2 separate regions of the Homo sapiens genome follow, and region 2 is linked to region 1. The links are chromatin contacts, found by Hi-C in ENCODE. All regions are on one chromosome and are shown on one strand. Each heading gives the region's core, a stretch centred on a gene start or an enhancer-like site at or near the end of the contact. The rest is flanking DNA. Distances are from core to core; before and after follow the strand shown.

Region 1 (5,139 bases), core at 507-3,006:
TAAAAGTCAGGTTGTTCTAGCTGAGCTGGAGCTGGGAGCACCTACCTGCCTGACCTCTCTTCATTCTCTGCAACAGCCCCTGAAATTCCTTCTCAGAAACAAGGTTCCTGCTGGCAGTTTAAAATCCCCTGGGCTCAATGGTTTCTCTAGGTCCATCAAGCCTTGACCTTGAACACTCTCTGTAAGACCCTGGGGAGGGCTCTGTGGGTGAGGGGTTCAGGAATAGACCAAGAAAGAAGCTGGAAAAGTGGCCGTGGTTTAGAGAAGCTGACCTTTCAGACCTCCAGGAAAGGAGAGAGGATTCTCTTAGTCCTCTTCCAGCTGGTGGCATGAGCTCAGGCTTTGGGTGTGACCTTGAGTGAGTGGTTTTGCCCACTGGAAACTGAGTTTCTAGTCTAAAACATGAGCTGATATCACTGAACTCCCAGGAATGTTGTAAAAAGTCAATGAGATCCTGTAAGAGACCCCTCCCTCCGGACTTGACCCCAGCCCCAAGGCTGACAGTCGGGCCCCAATCTGGGCCAGCCGATTCCAATATCCCTGGGCCATGTGTTGCTGAGCCAGAGCTGTCACTCAATCGGGGGAGCCTTGGGGTGCCATCCGGCCCCGTACCTCCCCCACTGCCAACAGAACGGAGGAGTGAGGCTCTTAGGAATGGCCTGGAGGCTGGTGAGGTCTGAGAGGGCCGGTGATTCATCCCTGCTGCATTTTCTGATCTCACCGAGGTAGATTTTGCCACAATCTCTTTTTTAGAAAATCGGAACGATAGTGTCAGGAGTGCTTGATCCAGAAGCAGGAATCTCAGTTAATCTGTGCACTTTTCCAGAACGTCCTTCAGAAGTGGGAATTCCCGGATCGGGGATCACCTTACAGGGCAGGGAGAGGGCTGCTTTCTCCCTTGGAATATCCATGTGTTTGCCCTTGAATTCCCCTGGGAAAGAGGGGCCACTAGAACCTGATCCACCTGGAGGTGACTGCCTTCCATCAGAAAAAAGGCAGGCTGTGTTCTTGCCCCCTGTCCAGAGGCTGTAGGAAGTAGGGAGCACCCCACATACATGGCCCCTTCACGCGGGCTGGGCCGGCACGCCCTCATGGAGTTGGACAGGAATTACCACTGATGGGACTTTCCAAGACCCAGTTCTGCCACTAGAACAAATAGCCCCCTTCTGTCTGGTGACCCTCTGACCCTCAGTATCCCTTCCTGCCTGCCTTCGGAACCCCCTCAAACGTCTGTTCGTCTGTTTATCTGCTGGCTCCTAACACCACCCTGGGGCACCGCTGCCCGCAACTCGCCCTGGGGATGACGTTTCTCCCCGGGCCTGGCGCTGCCGCGGGGTGTTGACCATTCGTACGCCCCGGACCCTCGCCCCATGTGCCCCGGGTCTCCCGCCCATCGCTGCGCCCTCTCTCCCGCAGCGATCGAGCAAAGCATTGAACAGGAGGAGGGGCTGAACCGTTCCTCCGCGGACCTGCGCATCCGCAAGACCCAGGTAGGAGGCGGCAGCCCATTGGGGGTCGGGTCGGGACCCAGCTCGGGAGGAGCCCAGGCTGGAGGCCGGCGGGCCAGGGCCAAGCACCGGCGGGGGCGTGGTCAGGGAGGGCTGGGGCGGGGCTCTGGGGGCGAGGCTAGAGCGGGCGGGGCCCTGGGCGGGGCTCTCGGGGAGGGCGGGGTCGAGCCGCATCTCAGCGCAGTAGCAGTGTCTCTAGCTGGTGTTGGCCTAAGATGGGGGTGCCGGGCGGGTAGGGAACCATGAACTTGTCAGGGTTTGGGATCGCGGCCAGAGCTGAAGAAGGGACCGTAAACTAATTCAGCGCTTCCTCCTTATTCCGCCCATGCACTGCCTCCTCACCTGCCTCGGTCTCTGCTCCCTGACTCCCTCCCTGATCCCTGACTACCTCCCTGATCCGTCTGTCCCCCCACCCCCACCGTAGCACTCCACACTGTCCCGGAAGTTCGTGGAGGTAATGACCGAATATAACGCGACCCAGTCCAAGTACCGGGACCGCTGCAAGGACCGGATCCAGCGGCAACTGGAGATCAGTGCGTGTGCCCCCCACCCCAGGACCCCGAACTCCTTGAGGCTGCCCAAGCCCCCTTCCAGGCATTTCCTCTCTGGAGGGGGCCCCTGGCTTAAGGCGGCGTGGGAGGGTGGGCCCCAGGTCCCCGCCCCATCACCCCACCTCAGGCCCCCAGGCTGTCCCAGCCCCCGAGCAGGGAGTCCTTTCTTCCCGCAGCTGGAAGGACCACCACCAACGAAGAACTGGAAGACATGCTGGAGAGCGGGAAGCTGGCCATCTTCACAGATGACGTGAGCCGCGGGTGGGGCGGGCTCTGCTTTTGGAAAATTTTTGCCTCCCCTCCCTAAGTTCAGGTTGAACTAAGGTCCTAAGTCCACCCTGGAAAAATGAGCAGCGGGAAGCCTGAGCCGGGAACTGGGGAATTCCATGGGAGCGGAGCAGGAAGGCACCCCCATCAGATGACGGAGTCGTTCGTGTGCCAGGCACTGTTCTAAGCACTTTCCATCTTCACATTCACCCACCAACTCATTTAATACTCACACATCCCCTTCGAGGAAACCCCATTTCACAGATGAGGAAAACTGGCCCAGAGAGATGAAATCACTTGGCAAGATCTCAGAGCGAGGGAGAGGGCCAGGACTTGAATCCTGTCTAGTTTCAGAGTCAGAACTCTCGAGCCCTAGGATACACGACATACTCTGCTACTGAAGCAAGTCGTTTCACCAGAGAACTGATTTGCCTACATTAAAAGAAATTTTTTTTAATTAAAAAAAACTTTTTTTCTTTTTTTTTTCTTCAAGACGGAGTTTTGCTCTTGTCACCCATGCTGGAGTACAGTGGCGAGATTTCAGCTCACTGCAACCTCCGCCTCCTGTGTTCAAGCGATTCTCCTGCCCCAGCCTCCCGAGTAGCTGGGATTACAGGCGCCCACCACTCGGCCTAAAAAAACCTTTTTTTGTAGAGATGGGGGGTCTTCCTCTGTTGCCCAGGCTGGTCTCAAACTTCTGGGCTCGAATAATCTGCCTGCCTCAGCCTCCCAAAGTGCTGGGATTACAGACGTGAACCACCGAATCCAGCCTAATTTGCCTACATTTTGAATATTTTTTTTAAAACAAGTTTTAGTTTTGCTTAGGTTTTGTCCCCTGTGCTGCCCTTGTCCTTTTACATATGAAAGGATGGGCTGGCCGGGCCCAGTGGCTCATGCCTGTAATCCCAGCACTTTGGGAGGCCAAGGCAGGTAGATCACCTGAGGTCAGGAGTTCGAGACCAGCCTGGCCAACATGGCAAAACTCTGTCTCTATTAAAAATACAAAAATTAGCCGGGCATGGTGGCACGTGCCTGTAATCCCAGCTACTAGGGGGCTGAGGCAGGAGGATCACTTGAACCTGGGAGGCGGAGGTTGCAGTGAGCCGAGATCTTGCCACTGCACTCCGGCCTGGGCAACAGACTGACACTCTGTCTCTTAAAAAAAAAAAAAAGAAAGAAAGGATGGGCTTTCCCCGAACCTAGTTCTTGTTTCTCTCAGTGGACTTTTGCCCCGGCCTGCCCACTCCTGTCTCCGTTTCTGTTTCTGGTGGCAAAATGACTCTGGTTAAGGGTTCTAGACCAGGTTTAAAGGATGCGCTATGACTGTCTTAAAAGTTTTCAGCTCATTGTTATTTGGAGAACTGATCTTTGTTGAAAACGCATTGAGCAGCCCGGTGTGGTGGCTCACATCTGTAATCCCAGCATTTTGGGAGGCCAAGGAGGATGGAGGGCTTGAGCCCAGGAGTTCGTAGACCAGCCCGGGCAACAAAGTGAGACCCCCATCTCTACAAAAAAAATGTTTTTTTGATTTAAAAAACAATTTCTTTTAATGTAGGCAAATCAGTTCTATGGTGAAACCTGCTTTAATTAGCCAGGCATGGTGGCGTGTGCCTGTGGTCCCAGCTACTCGGGAGGCTAAGGTGGAAGGATTGCCTGAGTACAGGAGGTCAAGGCCGCAGTGAGCTATGATAGCACCACTGCACTCCAGCCTAGGTGACAGAGCAAGAACTTGTCTCAACAAAGAACAAAAACCAAAAAAAAAAAAAAAAAAAAGACGGGGAGACTGAACACTGTCCAAACAGCCATTGTATGATTTCGGCTTATAGAATGGTCATAGGATGAGCAGGAGATGAGGGGAGAGGGAGTCTGGGCCTTGACTGCTGAAGGGAAGGTGTGGAGCCTTGGGTAGTGGGGAGCCATGGCAGGCTGTAGAGCAGAGGAGTGGCTCAATGTGGTAAGAACAGTGAGTAATTTGGGAAGTGAGTCACCTGGCTGAGGCTGGGTGTTTGTGGAGAGGAGGCATATCTGACTGTGGGTCACGGTCTCTTCCCCACTGGCTTTCTTTTTTTTTTTTTTTCAGCATGGTCTCACTCTGTGGCCCATGTTGGAGTGAAGTGAAGCAATCATAGCTCACTGCAGCCTCGACCTCCTGGGGTCAGGCAATCCTTCTGCCTCAGTTTCCTGAGTAGCTGGGACCACAGGCGCCACCATGCCCAGCTAATTTCCTTTTTTTTTTTTTTTTTTGATAGAAACAAAGTCTCACTATGTTGCCCAGGCTGGCCTCAAATTCCTGGGCTCAAGTGATCCTCCTGCCTTGGCCTCCCAGAGTACTGGGGTTACAGGCCTCTCCCTACTGACTCTTTTTTTTTTTTTTGAGACGGAGTCTCGCTCTGTGGCTCAGGCTGGAGTGCAGTGGCGCAATCTCGGCTCACTGCAAGCTCCGCCTCCCGGGTTCACGCCATTCTCCTGCCTCAGACTCCCAAGTTGCTGAAACTACAGGCGCCCACCACCACACCCGGCTAATTTTTTGTATTTTTAGTAGAGACGGAGTTTCACCGCATTAGCCAGGATAGTCTTGGTCTGCTGACCTCGTGATCTGCCCGCTTCAGCCTCCCAAAGTTCTGGGATTACAGGCATGAGCTACCTACTGTGCCCAGCCCTGACTCTTTTTTTTTTTTTGAGATGGAATTTCACTCTTGTTGCCCAGGCTGGAGTGCAGTGGCGTGATCTCAGCTCACTGCAACCTCTGCCCCCCCGGGTTCAAGCAATTCTCCTGCCTCAGCCTCCTGAGTAGCTATGATTACAGGTGCCCA
Region 2 (4,836 bases), core at 939-3,438, 510 kb before region 1:
TGCTGCTCCTTCTTTCCAGAAAATTATTTTCCCATCATAATCAAGTTAACTCTTACTCTAGATCTCAGCTAAATACACACTTCCTCAAAAAAAAAGTTTCCCAGCTGGCCTCAACGGCTCATGCCTATAATCCTAGCATTTTGGAAGACCGAGGCGGGAGGCCTGGGCAACACAGAGAGACCCCAACTTAAATTTTTGTTAAAAAATTTCCCTTGGCCGGGCACAGTGGCTCATGCCTGTAATCCCAGCACTTTGGGAGGCGAGGCAAGCAGATGAGTTGAGGCCAGGAGTTCAAGACCAGCCTGGCCAACATGGCAAAACCCCGTCTCTACTAAAAATACAAAAATTAGCTGGGTGTGGTGGTGAATGCTTGTAACCCCAGCTACTCCGGAGGGTGAGGCAGGTGAATCACTTGAACCCAGGAGGTGGAGGTTGCAGTAAGCCAAGACTGTGCCACTGCACTCCAGCCTGGGTGACAGAGGGAGACTCCATCTCAAAAAAAAAAGTTTCCCTTGATTCCACTGATTAGCTCAATTCTCCTTCTAAAAGTCCTCATATTAAATAACATGTACCCCTCTACAGCAATTGAAATAGTTCCAACTTTGCATTTATTTGTATGATTTGATCAATATCCTTCCCTAATATAAGTTCCAAAAGACCAAGACCCTTGTTTGTTTTTGCTCACTATCCCAATGAGCACATAGGTAGCAACAGGTATTTGTAGAAGAAACTGGCAAACCATTGGTAAAAAAGAGATAACAAACACGGAGTTAATGACAACTGCACGGTTCAAGCGATTTTCTTGCCTCCGCCTCCCGGATAGCTGGGATTATGGCCACACCACCCCCACGCCCAGCTAATTTTTGTATTTTTAGTAGAGATGGGGTTTCAACATGTTGGCCAGGCTGGTCTTAAACTCCTGACCTCAAGTGATCCACCTGGCTCGACTTCCCAAAGTGCTGGAATTACAGGCGTGAGCCACCACGCCCAGCCCAAGGATCACTTTTGAGGCCAGGAGTTTGAGAGCAGCCTGGGCAACATAGGGAGGCCCTGCCTCTATTTAAATAAATATGTTTTTAAAGTACTTAGTCTTCAAACCTTGTTTTATTTTTGTCCTCTATTCAAACCAGTACCTGAATTTAGACAACATTACAGAAATGTTGTGATTAGGCCATTTGTATTTTGAAACCCGAAATTTAAAGAAAAAAAAAAAGAAAAGAAAAGAAGTGTTCAAGTTTATCTCAGTCAGAGAGAGACTGTGTTTGTGTGAGATAAGGCGAAGTGGGGTAGAAGGGCCTTCCAGGATTAAGTCCACGAGGAAGGTGACGGTTTGGGAGAATCTGAAGTTTCAAATAAGGAGTTGTCGGTTGGGATCAAACTGTGGGGATCCAAGAATGCCAGGCTAAGAAACCAGGATATTTTATTTTCTGATAAAAAGAGGATGCTTTTTTGGCAAATTTCTGCTTCGGAGTGAAGATGCTGCACTAGATGGGAAGGAGAAGAGGAGAAATGGAAAGAAGAAAAGGTGAGTTCCAAGGACAGAAACACTCCCTCTTTGGACTCCCCCCAATTTCATGGACTCTCTCCCGCAAAAAAACACACAAGAACTTCCTGCCTTGTTTCCTTGTTTTGTGACATCATTGCAATCTCTTGATTTTTTTCATCCCTCGGATTCCTTAGCATCCTTCAAAAGTAATGTTCCTGCAGTCTCGCAGAAGGCCGAAGGATGGAGAATTTCTAGTCCAGGCCAGGGACACTCAGAAGAGAGAAAAAAAAAAGAACAAAAAAAGACCCAAGCAGCTTCACAGGGCCTCATCTGGTCCAATTTCTTCTCATGATGCATTCATTCACTCATAAATATCTTTTGAGCACCTACTATGTGTTGGGTAGATCTAGGGATAAAATCAGGGTTAAAAATACAGTCGCTGGTCTCACAGCAAAAAAGGCACCTGAGGCCCAGAGAGGGCCACTGACTTGCCAAAAGTCACAAGCTAAAACTTCTGTGGCCGAACCGCGTCTCGAACACAACTGGCGGAGGCCCACGGCGCCTGCAGCCCAGCTGCAGAATGCTACAAAGCAACGGGGGCCGGTGCCGGGGCGTCCGAAGCAGCGCCGAGGCCGGAGAGAGCGACAGTCAGTTTCCTAACTGCGCGGCGGACGCCGAGGCCGGCGCCTGTTCTTGAAAGATGTCCCTCTGCAGCCGCGGTAGCCCAGCCGGAAGTGCCGCCTGCCACGTCCACCGTGCGGCAGGGGCGGGGCTGGGATCCAAAAGCTCGGCATGGCTGACGACGCGGGTTTGGAGACCCCGCTGTGTTCCGAGCAGTTCGGCTCCGGGGAGGCACGGGGCTGCCGCGCCGCCGCGGACGGGAGCCTGCAGTGGGAGGTCGGGGGCTGGCGCTGGTGGGGGCTCTCCAGGGCCTTCACGGTCAAACCTGAAGGACGAGATGCGGGCGAAGTGGGGGCTTCCGGGGCCCCCTCACCGCCCCTCTCCGGGCTCCAGGCCGTGTTCCTGCCTCAGGGCTTCCCTGATAGCGTCAGCCCGGACTACTTGCCCTACCAGCTGTGGGATTCCGTGCAGGTCAGCTCGGTCGTCTGGGGCAGAGGACAGTGCAGGCCACTCCTCCCTCCCCAATAATGGACGGGTGACTGAGACTCGGAGCCCGGGGGGCGGGGGGTCTGACATGCCTCATACACCAAGAACAAGAACAGATGAAGGCACTTAGACCGCCACGCTCCTACGCCCGCTTCTCACCCTACTTGTTTTCTTCTCCAGGCGTTTGCTTCCAGCCTCTCCGGCTCCCTAGCCACCCAGGCAGTCTTGCTGGGCATAGGGGTGGGGAACGCAAAAGCCACTGTTTCAGCTGCCACGGCCACCTGGCTCGTGAAAGGTGAGCTGCACCCCTGGAGCCTCACGTATTGCTGCTTTCAGCCCTGCTTTCGCTGGGCTCTTATGTGTATATATGTATGGACTCGTGCCCCATTAGGTAGAATTCAGGCAGGTCTCCCCAGTGATTAGAGTGGTGCTTTGTAACCCAGTCTTACTTCCCACATCTGGAAGACCCTCATCCCACTCACCAGCCTAGCAGCCGCACTCCATTCCCCACACAGACTTCTGAGTCTCAATCATCTGGATCCCAAATCCCGTCCCCTCCCCTTTATCCCTATTCTCTTTGTGGAAGATTGCATAAGAATGCAATTGATGGAATAAAACTGCCAGCTGCCCAGGATAGGGGAAATTGGTGAGCTCCAGAAAAAAAAGATATAGTTGGTCCTGAGAAGGAGAGAGGAGAGCCTGGAAAGAATGGAAGGTATTGTGTATGCTCTGGGATACCAGATGATGCTGTAAATAATAGAGTGACTATCTGCTGAATATGTACAGCTTTTAAAAAATTGTTTAAGGAAAAAAAATACAGTTTGGTACCATGCCACCCAGAGAGGGAAATAGAACAGAAAAGGGAAATTGTTACATGTTCTACACGAGGAGGCCCCATGGCTTTTGCCACTGTCCTTTGTCTTTCACTACTGCTCGCAGGGGATATTTATTAGGCTGGTGCAAAAGTAATTGCGGGGTTTCTTTGTCGTTATTGCCATTAAAGGTAATGGAAAACCCGCAATTACATTTGAGCCAACCTAATAGATCTAAGGAAAAGCGCTTTCCATTCGTAGCATCAGTCTGGCCACATCCCTTGTGAGCCTCTCTGGATTTTTTTGAGAAAACAGGAGCTTCCTGTTTACACCTTTACCATTAAGACTGAGAAAACTGGGCCGGGCACGGTGGCTCACGCCTTTAATCCTCGTACTTTGGGAGGCTGAGGCATCCTGGGCAACATAGGGAGACCCCCATCTCTATTTTTTTTTTTCCAGACTCGTAGTCTCACTGTCACCCAGGCTGGGATGCAGGAGTGCAGTGGCACAATCTCAGCTCACTGCAGCCTCCTCCTCCCGGGTTCAAGCGATTCTCCTGCCTCAGCTTCCCAAGTAGCTGGGATTACAGGCATGTGCCACCCTGCCCCGCTAATTTTTTGTATTTTTAGTAGAGACAGAGTTTCACCATGTTGGCCAGGCTGGTCTCGAACTCCTGACTTCGGGTGATCCATTCGCCTCAGCTTCCCAAAGTGCTGGGATTATAGGCGTGAGCCACTGCGCCCGGCTTGTTGGCCGTATTTTTGGAATGCATTTGGAGCTTGGGTCAGTAGTTTTTGTTTTCATGTGATGTCACCAACATGTTGCCTATACAGATTGAATATCCCTTATCCAAAATGCTTGCAACCAGAAGTGTTTTGGATTTTGGAATTTTTTTTGGATTTTGGAATATCTTCATGTATATAATGAGATTTGTTGGGGATCAGACTCAAGTCTAAACATGAAATTCGTTTATGTTTCATATATACTTTATACACATACCTTAAAGGCAGTTTTATACAGTATTTTCAATGGTGTGCATGAAACAAAGTTTGTGTTCATTGATCCATCAGAAAGCAAAGATGTCACTGTCTCAGCCACACGTGGACAATCTGGTTGGTTAGCGTCCCCATCGTTCCTGACTCTGAATGTATATGCTACCAAGAAGCAGTCATTTTCTTATACCTATTCACACAGAAGTACTTAACAGTATAAAACATGATATACCACTAATACAGTGAGAAATTGTGTGTTCAGGGTAACTAAGCAGCACAGCAGATCACCAGAACACCTGTATCAGCTTCTGAACCATAGCAGCAGCAACAAAAACGGCAGGCTGTCAGTCTTCAGCTGTTTTGGTGAAAAGGTTACTGGACACCATATTTTATTTTTTTAAGGTGAGAAGAAACATTAGAAGCAGTTGAAGGACAGGAA

Evidence for each region. Hi-C counts contacts between places; a loop is a spot of excess contacts on that map. Pooled maps may share reads with other maps.
Region 2: a loop to region 1 is called in a map of chondrocyte, with 4 times the contacts of the local background. The contact joins the promoter of RUSF1-DT here to the enhancer-like site in region 1. A Hi-C loop is called at or near these places in 1 of 168 maps with a recorded cell type or tissue (chondrocyte) and 12 of 50 pooled maps.

What each region holds. Positions count from the first base shown.
Region 1 is chr16:30,993,853-30,998,991 of GRCh38, reverse strand. STX1B (syntaxin 1B) reads left to right here. Exons shown (of 10, transcript NM_052874.5): 5 at 1,417-1,490; 6 at 1,933-2,041; 7 at 2,236-2,309. Among named protein-coding and RNA genes, the nearest start is that of HSD3B7, 11 kb to the right of the region's middle. RefSeq lists a silencer at 1,548-1,617 and enhancers at 3,458-3,547, 3,558-3,617. Within about 2 kb of position 1,756, at least 24 of the 41 ENCODE cell types and tissues checked have a DNase peak (open chromatin) inside an H3K27ac peak, as active enhancers do.
Region 2 is chr16:31,505,816-31,510,651 of GRCh38, reverse strand. RUSF1-DT (RUSF1 divergent transcript) reads right to left here and starts at 2,188. Exons shown (of 2, transcript NR_186401.1): 1 at 1,616-2,188; 2 at 1,086-1,479. RUSF1 (RUS family member 1) reads left to right here and starts at 2,261. Exons shown (of 13, transcript NM_022744.4): 1 at 2,261-2,578; 2 at 2,774-2,888. The coding sequence starts at 2,279. RefSeq lists enhancers at 1,711-2,280, 1,845-2,559, 2,560-3,275 and silencers at 2,381-2,430, 2,491-2,550.